2 separate regions of the Homo sapiens genome follow, and region 1 is linked to region 2. A link is a loop called in an ENCODE intact Hi-C map of the cell type or tissue named here. Cell type or tissue: CD14-positive monocyte. All regions are shown on one strand.

Region 1 (8,000 bases), 120 kb before region 2:
ACAAAAAATGGGTGTTGGTGATATTTTATCATGGTTATTTAGCTTAAAATACACGTGTAAAGGCAGGTGTCTTCCATTTTTCTCCTTTGCCTTTTAGCTGCTGTTTTCCTGCCTCTGACATGTTGGCTGCTCAGAAACTGCTCTCTGGGCAGTGATTGGGGAACAGGGTATTCAAGTTCACTAAAGGCTCAATTTTCCATTGATAGAATATCAGTGTCCACAGAATTAAGACTGCAAGCACAGCAAAGACACCCATATTGAATGTTCCCTTAAATTGCTTTTATTTGGAGACAATTCTGAACATGAAGTGTTATAGAGGGCCCAGGAAACTAAGTTGAGCCCACCTGACCCTGTGATGAATCTTGGAACTTCCGTCTCTTGAATACATTCTTAGTAGTAGCTTCTTGGCATTTTCAAAAAAGGAAAAAAAAAATATGGCATAGACAGCTTATTACTGTGATTCTTTGAGTTTTCTCAGGTGAGTTTTTTGATAAAATATTTGTGAAGTGGCCTCATGGTTTCATTTGATGATTCACTCTTATCCTTTCCTTATCTTGAATAAAATCCCATTCATTTTCTTTTTAAAACTTCAGCTTCTGTAAAGGTTTCCAGATCCTGATGTGGATGTTAATGTTCATGTGCAGGAAAACAATGAAGGCATAGCACCTCTAGAAACTTCAGAAGGCAGTGGTACCTGCTGTGTCCCAACAGTATGCTGATTCTCTTCTCTGCAGCATTGTGGGTGTACATACACTAAAGGACAGAAGCTCCTCATATGCCTGGGCACGTGCCTCCATAAAGCTGCTGTGGGGAAAGGAAGCCACTGACAATAAAGACAACTTAAGCTGATGAAAATCAGCACACAGCTCCACTGGTTCAGATTTCTAATGCAGAATGCCAGATTCTAAATTATCTTTTGACACTTAAAAATTGGGAGGAAGAGTCATCCAGGCACAGATGGCTAGGGCCCTTGTCCATTAGACTACAGCATTATGAGACGTTGCTTATCTTACTCTTTGAACCTTTTCTGTGACGAGTAAAAAACAAACAAACAAACAAAACATTAATTCCTATCCCCTTCCAGAACTCAAGAAAAGCGCCTCTTCTGAGGTTGGGTGCCATGGCTCATATCTGTAATCCCAATAGGCCAAGGCGGGAGGATCACTTGAGCCCTAGGAATTCTAGACCAACCTGGGCAATATAGGGAGACGGTCTCTACAAAAAAAAAAAAATTAAAAATTAGCTGGGTGTGGAAGTGCGCACCTATAGTCCCAGCTACTCAGGAGGCTGAGGTGGAGGATTGCTTGAGCTCTGGAGGTCAAGGCTGCAGTGAGCTGTGATCGCACCACTGCACTCCAGCCAGGGCAACAGAGTAAGACCTTCTCTCTAAACAACAAAAAAGGAAACCTCCTATGGAGCACCAATGCAAAGGTGTCCTTGATTTTGGTATTTGTGCTTGAATACAGACCATGAGCAAAAGCCTCACCATCTTTCCAGCATAAGAGCTAAGTAAATCAAATACTCTGGTTCATTCAGCCTTTGCTGCATTGATGTAGTGCAGTGGTTAAGAGCTTGGGCTTAAATCCTGGCTGTGCAGCTTTCTACCTGTGAAAGTTGCTTAACCCTTCTGTGCCTTATTTTATTCATCTGTAAAATGGGGATAAAAGTGCCTATTTCATAAGGATATTATAATGACTAAAATAGATAATACATAGAAAGTTCTTAGAACAGCTTCTGGCATTCAATAAATGTCAGGTATTTATTTCCTTGAATTTTCAGAGCAGCAGGCAGAAATACTGTCAACACATCATGAGCCTTTGTGATGGCAGTTAAACAGCTGGAATCTTGTAGGTCAGGTGCTAGCTGGCATGCCTCGGGAACCTGGATCAGAAAGATAAGCAGTGAGGAAGAGGCGCTGCTGCAGGACCTCTCTATCCTACTAGGAACAGCCCTCTGTCTAGCCCCCATGGGTCCCTCCCAGGAAAGAGAAGGGACTAGAAGTGGGAGAGGCCACACAAACTGAACAGGGAAGTAGGGGAGTAGGTCTTGGTTCTGCCTCATGACCCATCTCTGCGAGCCAGTCTTCAGGAATCACATCTCCAGCTTGCACACGCTCAGGAATTACTCCTGGTTTTAAAGGGCAACTCCTCTACTTAATGACTACACCCTTGGGCAGTCACTTGACCACTTATCTGTAAAGGGATACCAGTATCTCACACAGTTGTTCAGGAGTAGCTCCCATAATGTAAAGCACCTGGCTCGGAGCCTGGCATAGAGAGAGGGGCTCAGTGACAGATGGTGCCTCTTGTTACACTTTTCCTAGGTCTTCTCCCGGGGCTAGCATTTCTCTGCTTCTCATTGGAGTAAGATCCCTAGAGTGGGATATTGGAGAATGTCTGTCTGGTTCTAGTACACACCTTGAGTCCTCAAGCCTAGGCTGAAGGCATCCTCAGCTCCAGGAACATGGACATTATATTAGGGGTGGGGCCAAAGTCTTGGAAAATGAGCACTCATTCAATTACCATTTCCTTCCAACACACCCGAGCACCACAACACCGTAGCCCGCAGCCGTGGCTCACTGGACTCATCGGGGAGGAACGCGGTGGTGGTGCAGCCTCTCTCCAGGCATACTGCGTGAAAAAGCCCCTCCTTGAGAATGATTGCTTTACAGTCTCCACCATGACCAACCAGGATTTGCTGTAGGAATGCAGGAAAGTCCTATTAATAAAATGCAATCACATTAGTGGGTCAAATAAGAAAATACAAATGGTCATCTTTATGGATGCTGGAAGAGTGACGAAATGCAGTATCCTTTTCTGATCAAAATTATTTTTAAAAAAGAATTCAAAAAGATAATTCATTAGCATAATGAAATATACCTATCTTAATAGGGACTTCCCTAAAACTCAGAACCAAGACAAGCAAGAATGATATCACCAATATTACCTAATACTGTACAAGAAATTTTAATGGCCAATGTGATTCAATAAACCAAAAATCAAAATTTTCAAAGTTTTTTTTCAAAAAGAGGTTCCAAATTATCATTATTTGCAGAAAACCAGTCTGAGTGATTGGATTCACAAATCCTTGTGTGCAGAAAACCAAGAAAGTAATAAAACCAAAATTCAGAAAGTAATTAAACCAATATTCAGAAAGTAAAAAAACCAATAAAAGTTCTGTAAGGCAGCTGGTTACAAAGTAAACATGCCAAATCAGTAGCTCTTCTATATATCAGCAATAACCAATTTGATTTTTAATAAAAATTTTAATAATAAAAATACCTGAGAATAAATTTAACCAAGCTTATGCAAGGATTCTGAGGAAAAAAAATAAAAACTTTTACCAGTGGTCATAAAAGAAGATTTTTTTAAATGAGAAGATATATCATTACTAGACTGAAGGACTCAATCTATTAAAAGGCTACTTTCCTCCAAATCTATACATTTCATAAAATTCCCATCAAAATTAGAATTTTTTAAAGGACAAAATGATGTTTTTTTTCGAGACAGAATCTCACTCTGTCACCCAGGCTGGAGTGCAGTCATATTATCTTGGCTCACTGCAACTTCTGCTCATGGGTTCAAGCAATTCTTGTGCCTCAGCCTCCCAAGTAGCTGGGATTACAGGTGTGTGCCACCACACCTGGCTAATTTAAGGACAAAATGATTCTAAAGGTCATCTGGAAAAGTGAATAAAAAAATTCAAGCCAGGAATCAGGCTTACAGCTACCACACTGTGGAGGGAAAGAGAAATTTCTCCCCCAATTAGTGTGCATTTTTCAACCTTTAAAAATCCATGCTTTTGTTTTTTAAATAAAAATTCTTCTCCCATTCTCATTCCAGTCATACTCCGTCCTGTCTTTCCCACTGAATGTTACTATGAATCCTGGACCACAGGCATGGAGCAGCTAGCTCTGAAAACAAGGTGGTAGCAGGAAGATCAGGGAAGGAAAAGAGAACTCTAAACACCACCAAAGTGGCAGTAAGTCTGCCATTTTATTCCCCCTCTGGGGTCTCCTGGCCTGGACTCAAAGATGAACCAAAACCTGGAATTGCATACCAGATGCAGATAGAAAGAGCTCTGAGCCTCTGTTTCTGACCTTAGGAGAGAGGTAAGCACCCCTATAGGTCAGCAAAAGCGGGGAAATCCTGTGTTTGCTGTCTCTTTTCTCCCCACACCAGCCCCTAGGCAATCTCACTGCAGCAGTGGCAGCCAGGCAGGTGCCTAGAACTTCAAGGGAAGGAAACTCATCTCTCTGCCAGAGGAAGAATGGTCCCAACAGCAAGGGAGTCATGCCCATGGCTTTTTTCTCTTTACACAACCTTCCATGCTTGGCCGTGGAGGCAGACAGTCACAGAAACTGTAGGGCAGAGCAGTACAGTTAAAACCCTGACTTTCTAGCCAGAGGACCGGAAAGAGGGACCCCTGAGACTGTAAAGTGTTGAGATTTCAGAGAGGAGGGAACGCAAGAAGGCAATACCCTAAAGTTGTATGTGAACTCCTGGGCTCATGCCCAGGCATTCCATGTGTGGATCTGAACAAAGGCTTTGAGAACTGAACGGTGGGACAAGGCACTGTCCAGTCTCGTACCCGCCACTGGGTGGCGCACACACGGGGCGGATCTGAACAGCGCGGCAAAGGCTCTGAAGCTTAATTGATATTGAACCACAACCCGCAGGAGGCAGGTGGGAACTTGTGACTGAACCTAACCAGGACGATTGCCTGCCAAAGCAAAAACACAGGATTCCAACATGGCCCAGATTCTCATAACACAAAATTAGAATGTTCAGGATACCGTCCATAACTACTTGACCTGTAGAGAACAGAGAGAACCTTAATTTCCTGAAGACACTCCTGGGCTCAAGGGAATCTTCCCACCTCAGCCTCCCGAGTAGCTGGGATTACAGGTGCGTGCCACCACACCCGGCTAATTTTGTATTTTTAGTAGCGACCGGGTTTCTCCATGTTGGTCAGGCTGGTTTCTACATTTCACGTGAAGCACTAAATATATAACCTAAATAGACTATGAAAACCTAGGTGTTTTGTAATCCCTAAAGCAACTACATTTTCAACTTACACAAAAAGATATGGTTAAAAAAATCAGTGAATTAAAATGGAATTCCAAAAAATTCAAATAATCCAAAGGAAGGCAGGAAAAGTCAAAACAGGAATGAAAAACACAGGGAAAAATAGAGAACAAATAGAAAACACAATAAAATATTAAATGTAAATCCAAACATACCAACGATTATATTAAATTTAAAAAGTTGAAATATGCTAATAAAAAGATAGATTGTTGAATGTAAAAAACTAACAAACAAAAAACCCAACACTCAACTATATGTGTCTAAGAAACTCATTTTAAGTAAATAGTATAGATTAAAAATGAAAGGACAAAAAAGAAAGATATATCATACAAATACTAATCAAAAGAAATCTGGAGTAATTACATACCATCAGACAAAACAGACTTCAGAGCAAGGAAATTTACCAAGGATACAGAGGGACATTACATAATGATAACAAGGTCAATTTTCAAAGAAAACATTAACAATCCTAAGCATCTATGTACCTAACAACAGAGCTTCAAAATCCATGAGGCAAAACCTGACAGAACTGAAAAGAGAAATGGCAAATCAGCAATTACAGTTGGACACCCCAACCTGCCTTTCTCAGTAATCCCTAGAACAAATAGATCACATTCTGGATCATAAAACAACAATTTTTTTTCTTTTTTAGACAAGGTCTTGCTCTGCTGCTCAGGCTGGAGTACAGTAGAGCAATCTCAGCTCACTGCAGCCCAACTTCACGGGCTCAAACGATCCTCCCACTTCAGCCTCCCGAGTAGCTGGGACCACACGCTTGTGCCACCACACCTGAGTAATTTTTGTATTTTTGGTAGAGATGGGGTTTCGCCATGTTCCCCAGGCTGGTCTCGAACTCCTGACCTTAAATGATCCATCCGCCTTGGCCTCCCAAAAGTGCTGGGATTACAGGCATGAGCCACCACTCCAAGCCCATAAAACAAACCTTAACAAATTTAAAAGAACAGAAATAATACAAAGCAAGGTCTCTGAGCATAATGGAATTAAACCAGAGATCGATAACTGACAAAAATCTCTAAATAGTTGGAAATTAAATAATATACTTCTAAGTAATCCATGGGTCAAAGGAGGTAGTCTCAAAGGAAATGAGGATATTAGAAAATACTTAAAACTGAACAAAAACAAAAATACAATAAATCAAAATGTGTAGATGCAGCTAAAGAAGAGCTCAGATGGAAATTTATAGCATTTGATGCTTATTTTAGAAAAGAAGGAAGGCTCGAGTCAACAATCTAAACCTCAGCTTTAATAAACTAAAGAAAAAAAAGGGCAAAATAAACCTAAAACAAGCAGAAGGAAGGAAGTTTTGGTAAGTTAAAGAAGCCACTCTCAAAAGGTTACATATTGTATGAACACATGACATTATGGAAAAGGCAAAGCTACAGGGACAAAAAACATCGGTTGGTGGCCAGGGATTGGGGTGAGGCAAGGATGCCACGACAGGGAGCATGAAGCAGATTTGTGGGAGTGATCAAACTGTTCGGAACCTTGATTGGGGTGGGGCAACAAAACTCATAGGGCAGTATACCCCCAAATAGCCTTTTTATTAAAATGATAATCTCTCACTGTTTGGAATCCTGATTGGGGTGGGGTTACAAAACTCATGGAGCGGTATACTCACAAACAGTCTTTTTATTAAAATAATAATCTCTCTCTCACTCTCTCTCTCTCTCTCTCGATCTCTCACACATACACACATGCACGCACACAATGTTTCTCACCATGCAGGCTGTGTCTGTTCACCACTGCCAACAGTATGCCAGGTATAATAAGACTAAATATGTTTTTTTGTTGAATTAAAGCCATTCATTCAAAATGAATCACTGGTACCCAAAAGATGGGGTCTAACTTATGTTTAATTATAATGGGAATAAGTAGCACTTATTGACTGCTTTTTAATTTGCCAAGTACTGCCAAAGATTGAGATGCATTATTCAAATGCATTTATAACTCTTAGATCATTCTGTTCTTTATAATGGCATATTTCGTAGCCATTTCTATTTCTTGAAATTTCAAGTCTTTTGGTTTTTTTGATTCTTTTGGCAAACTTTCTTAAAAGTACAAGAGCCCAAGTTGCACAGGTAAATAATAGCAATGTAGCGGAATGACCACCAGATGGAGACAGAGAACACAAAGTTATTCAGACGCAAGGTTTTTGCCAGAGTTGTTTCCCAGGCTCAGGAGGCACAACACCTGGATATGAGGTTGCTCCCATTAGGACGCTGGTTCTCAAACCTGGCTGCTCATTAAAATCACCTGGGGACATTTACACTACTGATGAACAGCCCCCTTCACCCCACCCCTGAGTTTTGTGGTCTGGAGTACGGTCTTGCCACTGAGAGTTTTAAAAGCTGCACAAGTGATTCTAGTTGCAGACAAGTTTGAGAACCACTACTTTCAAACATGCAACAGTGGAGGGTCTCGAGCTGGTGTGTTTCAGAATCATCTGGGGAATTCGTGAAAAACAGAGACTCAGGCTGTTGTAGCCTTCATTCTTTTGAGAAGCAGTGTATTCTGAAATGATGACATGCTAAACTTAACAATAGTTAAAAAAAATAATCAGTACTGAATCTGATACAAGGCCAGGTGTGGTGGCTCACACCTGTAATCCCAGCACTTCGGGAGGCCAAGGTGGGAGGATCGCTTGAAGCCAGGAGTTCAAGACCAGCCTGGTCAACATAGCAAGATCCCATCTCCACAAAAGAAAAATTAAAAAATTAGCTGGGCATGGTGGCACATGCCTGTAGTCCCAGCTACTCGGAAGGCTGAGACGGGAGGATGGCTTGAGTCCAGGAGGTCAAGGCTGCAGTGAGCTGAGATTATGCCACTGCACCGAGCGTGGGTGACAGAGTGAGACCCTGTCTCAATAAACAGATAAATCAGATACAGTCTCAT
Region 2 (8,000 bases):
ACATGGCGAAACCCTGTCACTACTAAAAATGCAAAAATTAGCCAGGCAGGGTGGCACATGCCTGTTATCCCAGCTACTTGGGTGGCTGAGGCACAAGAATCGCTTGAACCCAGGAGGTGGAAATTGCAGTGAGCCGAGACTGTGCCACTGCACTCCAGCCTAGACGACAGAGCAAGACTCCAACTCAAAAAAAAAAAAAAAAAAAAGAATAATCAGTGAATGACACCAGACATCTAAAGAAGGCCTCTAACATGGAACAAAGTGACTAAAACTGACTAAATCAAAGTCAAAGAAAACAGAAAGTCAAAAAAGAACATGCGTAAAACAAAAGAACATTTCAAATAATTATAATTAAACTCTCAGAGAGGCTGGGCGTGGTGGCTCACACCTGTAATCCCAGCACTTTGGGATGCCGAGGTGGACGTTTTGCCTGAGGTCAGGAGTTCAAGACCAGTCTGGCCAACATGATGAAACCCGATATCTGCTAAAAATACAAAAATTAGCCAGGTGTGGTAGCGGGCACCTGTAATCCCAGCTACTCAGGAGGCTGAGGCAGGAGAATCGCTTGAACGCAGGAGGCAGGGGTTGCAGTGAGCCAAGATCGCACCACTGCACTCAAACCTGCACGACAGAGTGAGACTCTTGTCTCAAAAAAATAATAATAAACATTAAAAAAAAATAAAACTCTCAGAGGGGTAAGAGAAGATATTATACTCATTAAACAGGTTGCTATAAAACAAAAACAACAGAAAGAATTCTGGAGAATCACAAATACAACAGCTTTAAAAAAAAATTTAGTCAAATGGCTGGGCACAGTGGCTTACGCCTGTAATCCCAGCACTTCAGGAGGCCAAGGCGGGCGGATCACCTAAGTCAGGAGTTCGAAACCAGCCTGACCAACATGGAGGAACCCTGTCTCTTCTAAAAATACAAAATTAGCCGGGCATGGTGGCACATGCCTGTAATCCCAGCTACTCGGGAGGCTGAGGCAGGGGAATCGCTTGAACCCAGGAGGCGGAGGTTGCGGTGAGCCAAGATTGCGCCATTGCACTCCAGCCTGGGCAACAAGAGCAAAACTCCATCTCAAAAAAAAATTGAGTAGAAGAAAGTAAACAAGACAAAGAAATGGAAACGTGGAAAAGATAAGAAAAATTAGATGATCGGTCCAGGAGATCCAACATCCAACTAATTGCAATTCCAAGAAGAGAAAACAGTGGGAAGGAAATTACCAAATAAATCACATAAGAAAATTTCCTAGAACTGAAAGACTAAAGCTTTAAGATTAAAAGAATAAAAATAGGCTGGGCACAGTGGCACATGCCTGTAATCCCAACACTTTGGGAGCCAAAACAGAACAACTGCTTGAGGCCAGGAGTTCCAGGCCAGCCGGGGAAACACAGGAAGACCTTGTCTCTACGAAACATTTTAAAAATGAACTGGGCGTGGTGGCATGCATCTGCAGTCCTAGCTACTCAGAAGTTGTGGCAGGAGGATCGCTTGAGCCCAGGAGTTACAGGTTACAGTGAAGTATGATCACACCACCACACTCCAGCCTGGGAAACAGAGTGAGACCCTGTCTCTTAAAAATAAATAAATTAATTAATTTAATTAAATAGGCCGGGCGCAGTGGGCCATACCTGTAATCCAATCCCAGCACTTTGGGTGGCCGAGGCGGGTGGATCACTTGAGCCCAGGAGTTCAACACCAGCCTGGGCAACATGGTGAGTGCCCATCTCTACATTTTTTTTTATTAGCCAGGCCTGGTGGTGCGTGTCTGTGGTCCCAGCTACTCAGGAGACTGAGGTGGGAGGATAGCTTGAGCCCAGGAATTTGAGGTTGCACTGAGCTATAATTGTGTCACCGCACTCCTGTCTAGGTGACAGGGCGAGACCCTATCTCAAAAACTAACTAAATAAAAATAATAATCAAAGTCAAAGCAACACACATCACTATAAAAACTTAGATCAGAAATAAAGAGAAAATCTTAAATATTTCCACAGAAAAAATAGGCCATGTGTAAACGACTGGGAATCAGAATGCCAAAGCACTTCAACAGAAACTCTCAAGAATAGAAGAAAACTGAGCAAAATTCTAAGTGAAAATAATTTTCAACTCCAATAACATAAACAATCAAGTAAATAAAAATGTAAAGAAATTCTCAAATATGCAATATGGATATATTTTTATTATAAATGTATCTTTATATACCTTGTCTGAGGGAGCCACTAGTATAGTGTCACCAAAACAAGGACATAAACTAAGAAAAAGGGAAAAAATGAAGATATGGGATCCAGGAAACAAAAGATCCAACACTGAAGGAGCCAAGAGGATTCCAGGGTTGTGGTGAAGAAAGAGTCCAGTCATAACAGTTGTGACTAAAGAGCTACCACTCCAGATGGGAACAGGTGGATAGAAAGTTCCTAAGATATGCCTCTGGGAAATAAATGGAACTGATAGATTATCTTATAAGCCTGATCAAAGAACATTAGACTGAAAGGTGTTTTACAAAGTTGTTGGAAGACATCAGAGGACAATAGTAGATTCAAAGAAAGCAAAACAAAATGAGAGGATGAGGATAAAGGAGGGTGAAGTAAACAAGAAACAAATCCTTAACTCGCATAAAAGAAAGTTAATACTGCCAGGCTCGGTGGCTCACGCCTGTAATCCCAACACTTTGGGAGGTCAAGGCGGGCCGATCCCCCGAGGTCAGGAGTTCGACACCAGCATGCCAATATGGCGAAACCGCATCTCTACTAAAAATACAAAAATTAGCCGGGTGTGGTGGTGGGCGCCTGTAATCCCAGACACTCAGGAAGCTGAAGCAGAGGAATCGCTTTAACCTGGGAGGTGGAGGTTGCAGTGAGCTGAGATCACGCCACTGCACTCCAGCCTGGGCAACAGAGTGAGGCTCCGTCTAAAAAAAAAAATTGAAAACTGCTGAATTAAAAAGATAGCAGTTGGCTGGGCATGGTGGCTCATGCCTGTAATCCCAGCACTTTGGGAGGCCAAGGCGGGCAGATCACCTGAGTTCGAGACCAGCCTAACCAACATGGAGAAACCCCATCTCTACTAAAAATACAAAATTAGCCGGGCGTGGTGGCACATGCCTGTAATCCCAGCTACTAGGGAGGCTGAGGCAGGAGAATCACTTGAACCTGGGAGGCGGAGGTTGTGGTGAGCCGAGATCACTCCACTGCACTCCAGCCTGGGCAACAAGAGCAAAACTCTGTCACAATAAAAAAAAAAAAAAAAAAAAAAAAGATAGCAGTAGGCCAGGCGCAGTGGCTCGTGCCTGTAATCCCAGCAGTTTGGGAGGCCGAGGCAGATGGATCACCTGAGGTCAGGAGTTCGAGACCAGCCTGGCCAATATGGTGAAACCCCGTCTACACTAAAAATCCAAAAATTAGCCAGGCGTGGTGGTAGGCGCCTGTAATCCCAGCTATTAGGGAGGCTAGGGCAGGAGAATCACTTGAACCTGGGAGACAGAGGTTGCAGTGAGCTGAGATTGTACAACTGCACTCCAGCCTGGACAACAGAGTGAGAGTTCATCTCAAAAAAAAAGAGATGGCAGTACATGCTTATTACTTAGAAATAAGGAGATCAGAAACAGTGAAGAGTTACCTCAGCAAAGAATTGCAAGAGCTCTCTTTTCCACACTCACCAAGCAGAAATAAAAATAGGAATAACAGTAATGAAACATACCTCACATTCTAAAAAGTATTGCAACTGTGTTAGAAATACATTTTTTGCCGGGTGCGGTGGCTCATGCCTGTAATCCCTGCACTTTGGGATGCCGAGGCAGGTGGATCACTGAGGTCAGGAGATCAAGACCATCCTGGCCAATATGGTGAAACCCCGTTTCTATCAAAAATACAAAAAAGTAGCTGGGCGTGGCAGCATGCACCTGTAGTCCCAGCTACTCGGGAGGCTGAGGCAGGAGAATTACCTGAACCCGGGAGGTGGAGGTTGCAGTGAGCCGACATCGCACCACCGCACTCCAGCCTGGGCGACAGAGCGCGACTACGTCTCAAAAAAAAAAAAAAGAAAAGAAAATAAATACATTTTTTCTGTAAGAGACTGGGTCTTACTACATTGCTCAGGCTACCCTTGAACTCCTAAGTTCAAGCAATCCTCCTGACTCAGTCTCCCAAGTAGCTGGGACCACAGGTGTGCACCACTGTACCTGGCTTGAGATACATTTTTTTGACTGCAAATTTTAGGCCAAAATGTTACAACAATTAAAAATATGATATGATTGCTTCCCAGCCTTTTGGCTGAGATCAAGTGTAAAAATATGGTGTGTGAGGACTAAAAAGGGGGAGTGGAAATCACCTTTTTAAGCACCTTCATGGCAAATATTTTCCCAGTATTTGCTCCTGTTACTTTTCGTACTTGAAAAACCTGGATTAAAAAAAAGTGTGTGTTATTCAAAGGCAAACTATGTCAGGCATACTCCCTTAATTCCTAGTTATAAGAAACATATGCCACAGCAGTTTATATTATAAAAACTATGTGCAAAAATGATCAGCTAAAAGAACAGACCACATTAATGATCATGACTTTCCTGTTTGTTCTGCTGCCATCTGGTGGTAATGTTGGACAATGACCATCTAATAATAAACACTGTTACTTTATATTAATATATAAAATCCTACTTAGAACAAGCTATAAACAGTGTTCCCAGAGGCATAATACCACCTTAAAAATTATAAAATATTTCATAAATTTCTTTCAAGGTTGCTTGCCACTGCCCTTGCTTCACATAAAACTATTTAAAAATAGTTGGCAGTAAAAATTATAAAATATTTCATAAATTTCTTTCAAGGTTGCTTGCCACTGCCCTTGCTTCACATAAAACTATTTAAAAATAGTTGGCAGGAAATTACTGTTTACCTATTACTTAAAATAGTTTGTACTAATACTTGGCCCTCTGAATCTACAGGTTCAGCAGCCGTGGATTCAACCAACCGCAGAATGAAAATATTTGGGGGAAAAAACAATAAACAATACAAACAATAAAAAATAACACAAATATGGCCAGGTGAGGTGGCTCACAACTGTAAACCCGGCACTTTGGGAGGCCAACTCGGGTGGATCACCTGAGGTCAGGAGTTCAAGACCAGCCTGGCCAACATGGTGAAACCCCATCTCTACTAAAAATACAAAAATTAGCCGGATGTGGTGGCGCACACCTGTAATCCCAGCTACTCGGGAGACTGAGGCAGGAGAATCGCTTGAATCTGGAAGGCAGAGGTTGCAGTGAGCTGAGATCGTGCCACTGCACTCCAGCCTGCGGGAAAGAACGAGACTCTGTCTCAAAAATCATAAAAAATAAAATAAAAAATTAAGCATATGGGAGGATGTGTGTAGCTTATATGCAAATACTATGCCATTTTATATAAGGCACTTGAGCGTCGGCAGATTTTGTTATCTGCAAAGGTCTTGGAATCAGTTCTCCCTTACCCCTCCCCCATACTGAAAGACAACTATAAACATTTTCATGCAACACCTAAAACATGTGAGATTCAAAGTGCATGTGTTGCACATTCAGGATGATTAGAAATTACAATGTGTTCTTAAGCATAAGAATAGGCTACAAATGTCTGCTTTGCAAAAATTAACACTACACAATAGCAAAAATAATTCTTAAAACTTAATACTAACCAAGTTATTATCTAAATTATTTTGATAAGAGAATAGTTTGGTAAAAAGTTTTGTGGGCAGAACTCATAAAAGTGACGTCTTAAGTTGTAAAGCCTTGGGCAAAACTGTGAAACTAAATAGTTTTCTTCCCCCTTTTTATATTCCTTCAGCTTCCCCAATTCTATTGCTCCAGAAAACCAGTTGAGATTAAGGTCTCAGTAACAGATAACAACTCAGACTGCCATGTCTCTTGTAAGCAAGGAGGGCTTTATTTTTAAAGAGGATACCATTTAACCAAAGTAAAGAATGAACCCTTTAATAATAGACTTTGCCTGGTACAGTTGTCTATTTATGTATTCTATGAACCTTGACTGAGTACCTATTATGTGCCAGGCTTTTACATGTGTGGTGGTATGAAAAGAAGGGAAAACTGAACTTCTGTACATCCCTCAAACATACCAGCTAAGTGGTCATGATCACATCCTTTGCTGATAGCTGACAAAGACTGAAGATGACTGCTGGAACCAGGGCATAAAAATCAATCTATTCAAGACAGACAACAGCTCTCATTTCAAAAATATTGCCTACCTTTCCATAGCCCCCTTTACCAAGTACCCGAAGTAGCTCAAAACATTCTGGTCTGATTTTTTCTGGCCCTCTGTTCACACTAGTTTCTGAGATTTCAAATTTCTCACAATGTTCCATGCCACTGGGAAGAAAAGCAAAACCAAAAATAAATTTGCAAAAAGTTAAATTACTTTCAGCATATAGTCAAGAAAAAGGAGACAGAGAAATGTAATCTAAGTAAGTAAAAGTAAAAAAGTACATGACACCAAATTATTTGTGCTCTAAACAAACAGAACAGCAGGTCAAGAGGAGGGTGGCCTGATAATCGTTTGCCTCCTTGTTCATAGAATGGGCAATCAATTATTTACTTATTTTTATAATTGTTTATTTTATGCATAAAGGGGTACTATGGTTTTTCATTGGGTAGATGCCTTGGATAATCCATTCAAGTAAGATCACTTAGTCCAACTTAATGAAATCTATATCCTTCGTTTACTGATAGAAACACTGGCGCACATATTGAGGCCGTATTTCTGGATCAGACCTTGCCAGTTTGAGCAGACACAACAAGAGCAAGAACCCTGATTGAATTTTCATGGGTGACTCCAATACAGCTGCTGGTGACCCATCTTGCTCTTAGGAGTGCAACAAAGTAAAAGAAGACAATTATTTATTTTCATAAGCATCAAGCACCCCAAAGCTAAGGTAAGTTAGAAAAAGTTCATTAAGTTGACAAAGAAAAAAAGTCTTGCAGTTATTCAAATTTACTTCATTGAAAATATCTATGAAATTAGGTATTATCCAACCTCATTTGGCAATGTCAGCAGAAAATCAGGGATCTTTCCAAAACTACCCAATTAGTTCACATCATAGTACAAAACTTCTTCTCTGTATCTGTTTTTTCAAGTTATTAGCTTGATTTAAAGAATCCAATGGGCGTGGTGGCTCATGCCTGTAATCCCAGCACTTTGGGAGGCTGAGGTGGGCGGATCACTTGAGGTCGAGAGTTCAAGACCAGCCTGGCCAACATGGTAAAACCCTGTCTCCACTAAAAATACAAAAATTCCAGCCTAGCCAACATGGTGAAACCCCGTCTCTATTAAAAATACAAAAATTAGCTGGGCGTGGTGGCAGGAACCTATAATCCCAGCTACTCAGGAGGCTGAGGCAGGAGAATCACTTGAACCTGGGAGGCAGAGGTTGCAGTGGGCCGAGATCATGCCATCACACTCCAGCCTGGGAACAAGAGCGAGACTTTGTCTCAAAAAAAAAAAAAAAAAAAAAAAACCCAACAAAAATTAGCCAGGTGTGGTGGTGCGCTCCTGTAGTCCCAGCTACTTGGGAGGCTGAGGCAGGACAATCGCTTGAACCCAGGAGGTGGAGGTTGTGGTGAGCCGAGATTGTGCCACTGCACTCCAGCCTGGGTGACAGAGGGAGACTCCATCTCCAAAAAAATAAAAATAAAGAATCCAAAAGGGGTAGCAATTGTCTCTGTCATTTAAATGCTTTCTACATGAGTGATCTATCTTCTCATTCTCCTCCTACACTAATGCTTTTTACTTGAGAGTACAATACAGAGCAGATTAATCACCATACTCACCTAATGGAGCTTGTCTAAAATGACTTAAGATTACATGAATTTCTTTTTTGTTGTTGCTGTTGAGACGGAGTCTCGCTATGTCGCCCGGCTAATTTTTGAATTTTAAGAAGAGACGGGGTTTCGCCATGTCGGCCAGGCTGGTCTCGAACTCCTGATCTCAAATGACCCGCCCACCTTGGCCTCCCAAACT

Evidence for each region. A loop is a pair of places that touch in the nucleus more often than their neighbours do. Peaks named below come from ENCODE experiments on the same cell type or tissue, not always from the same donor. Only the 100,000 strongest peaks of a DNase experiment are listed, where the experiment ranks them.
Region 1: it touches region 2 in a loop (5-fold over the local background); 72 of 110 quality-filtered maps call a loop at or near these places.

What each region holds. Positions count from the first base shown.
Region 1 is chr17:60,033,875-60,041,874 of GRCh38, reverse strand. It overlaps HEATR6 (HEAT repeat containing 6), which reads left to right. Exons shown (of 20, transcript NM_022070.5): 20 at 1-867. Among named protein-coding and RNA genes, the nearest start is that of MIR4737, 5.2 kb to the left of the region's middle. RefSeq lists enhancers at 1,713-2,007, 4,725-4,854. In CD14-positive monocyte, CTCF peaks have their summits at 4,600 (motif pointing right) and 7,095; a DNase peak (open chromatin) is centred at 4,604; H3K27me3 peaks cover 1,581 bases.
Region 2 is chr17:59,911,036-59,919,035 of GRCh38, reverse strand. It overlaps RPS6KB1 (ribosomal protein S6 kinase B1), which reads right to left. Exons shown (of 15, transcript NM_003161.4): 3 at 6,232-6,352; 4 at 4,333-4,401. It also overlaps the pseudogene RPS29P21. Among named protein-coding and RNA genes, the nearest start is that of RPS6KB1, 22 kb to the right of the region's middle. In CD14-positive monocyte, CTCF peaks have their summits at 4,373 and 4,576 (motif pointing left); a DNase peak (open chromatin) is centred at 4,565; H3K27ac peaks cover 967 bases.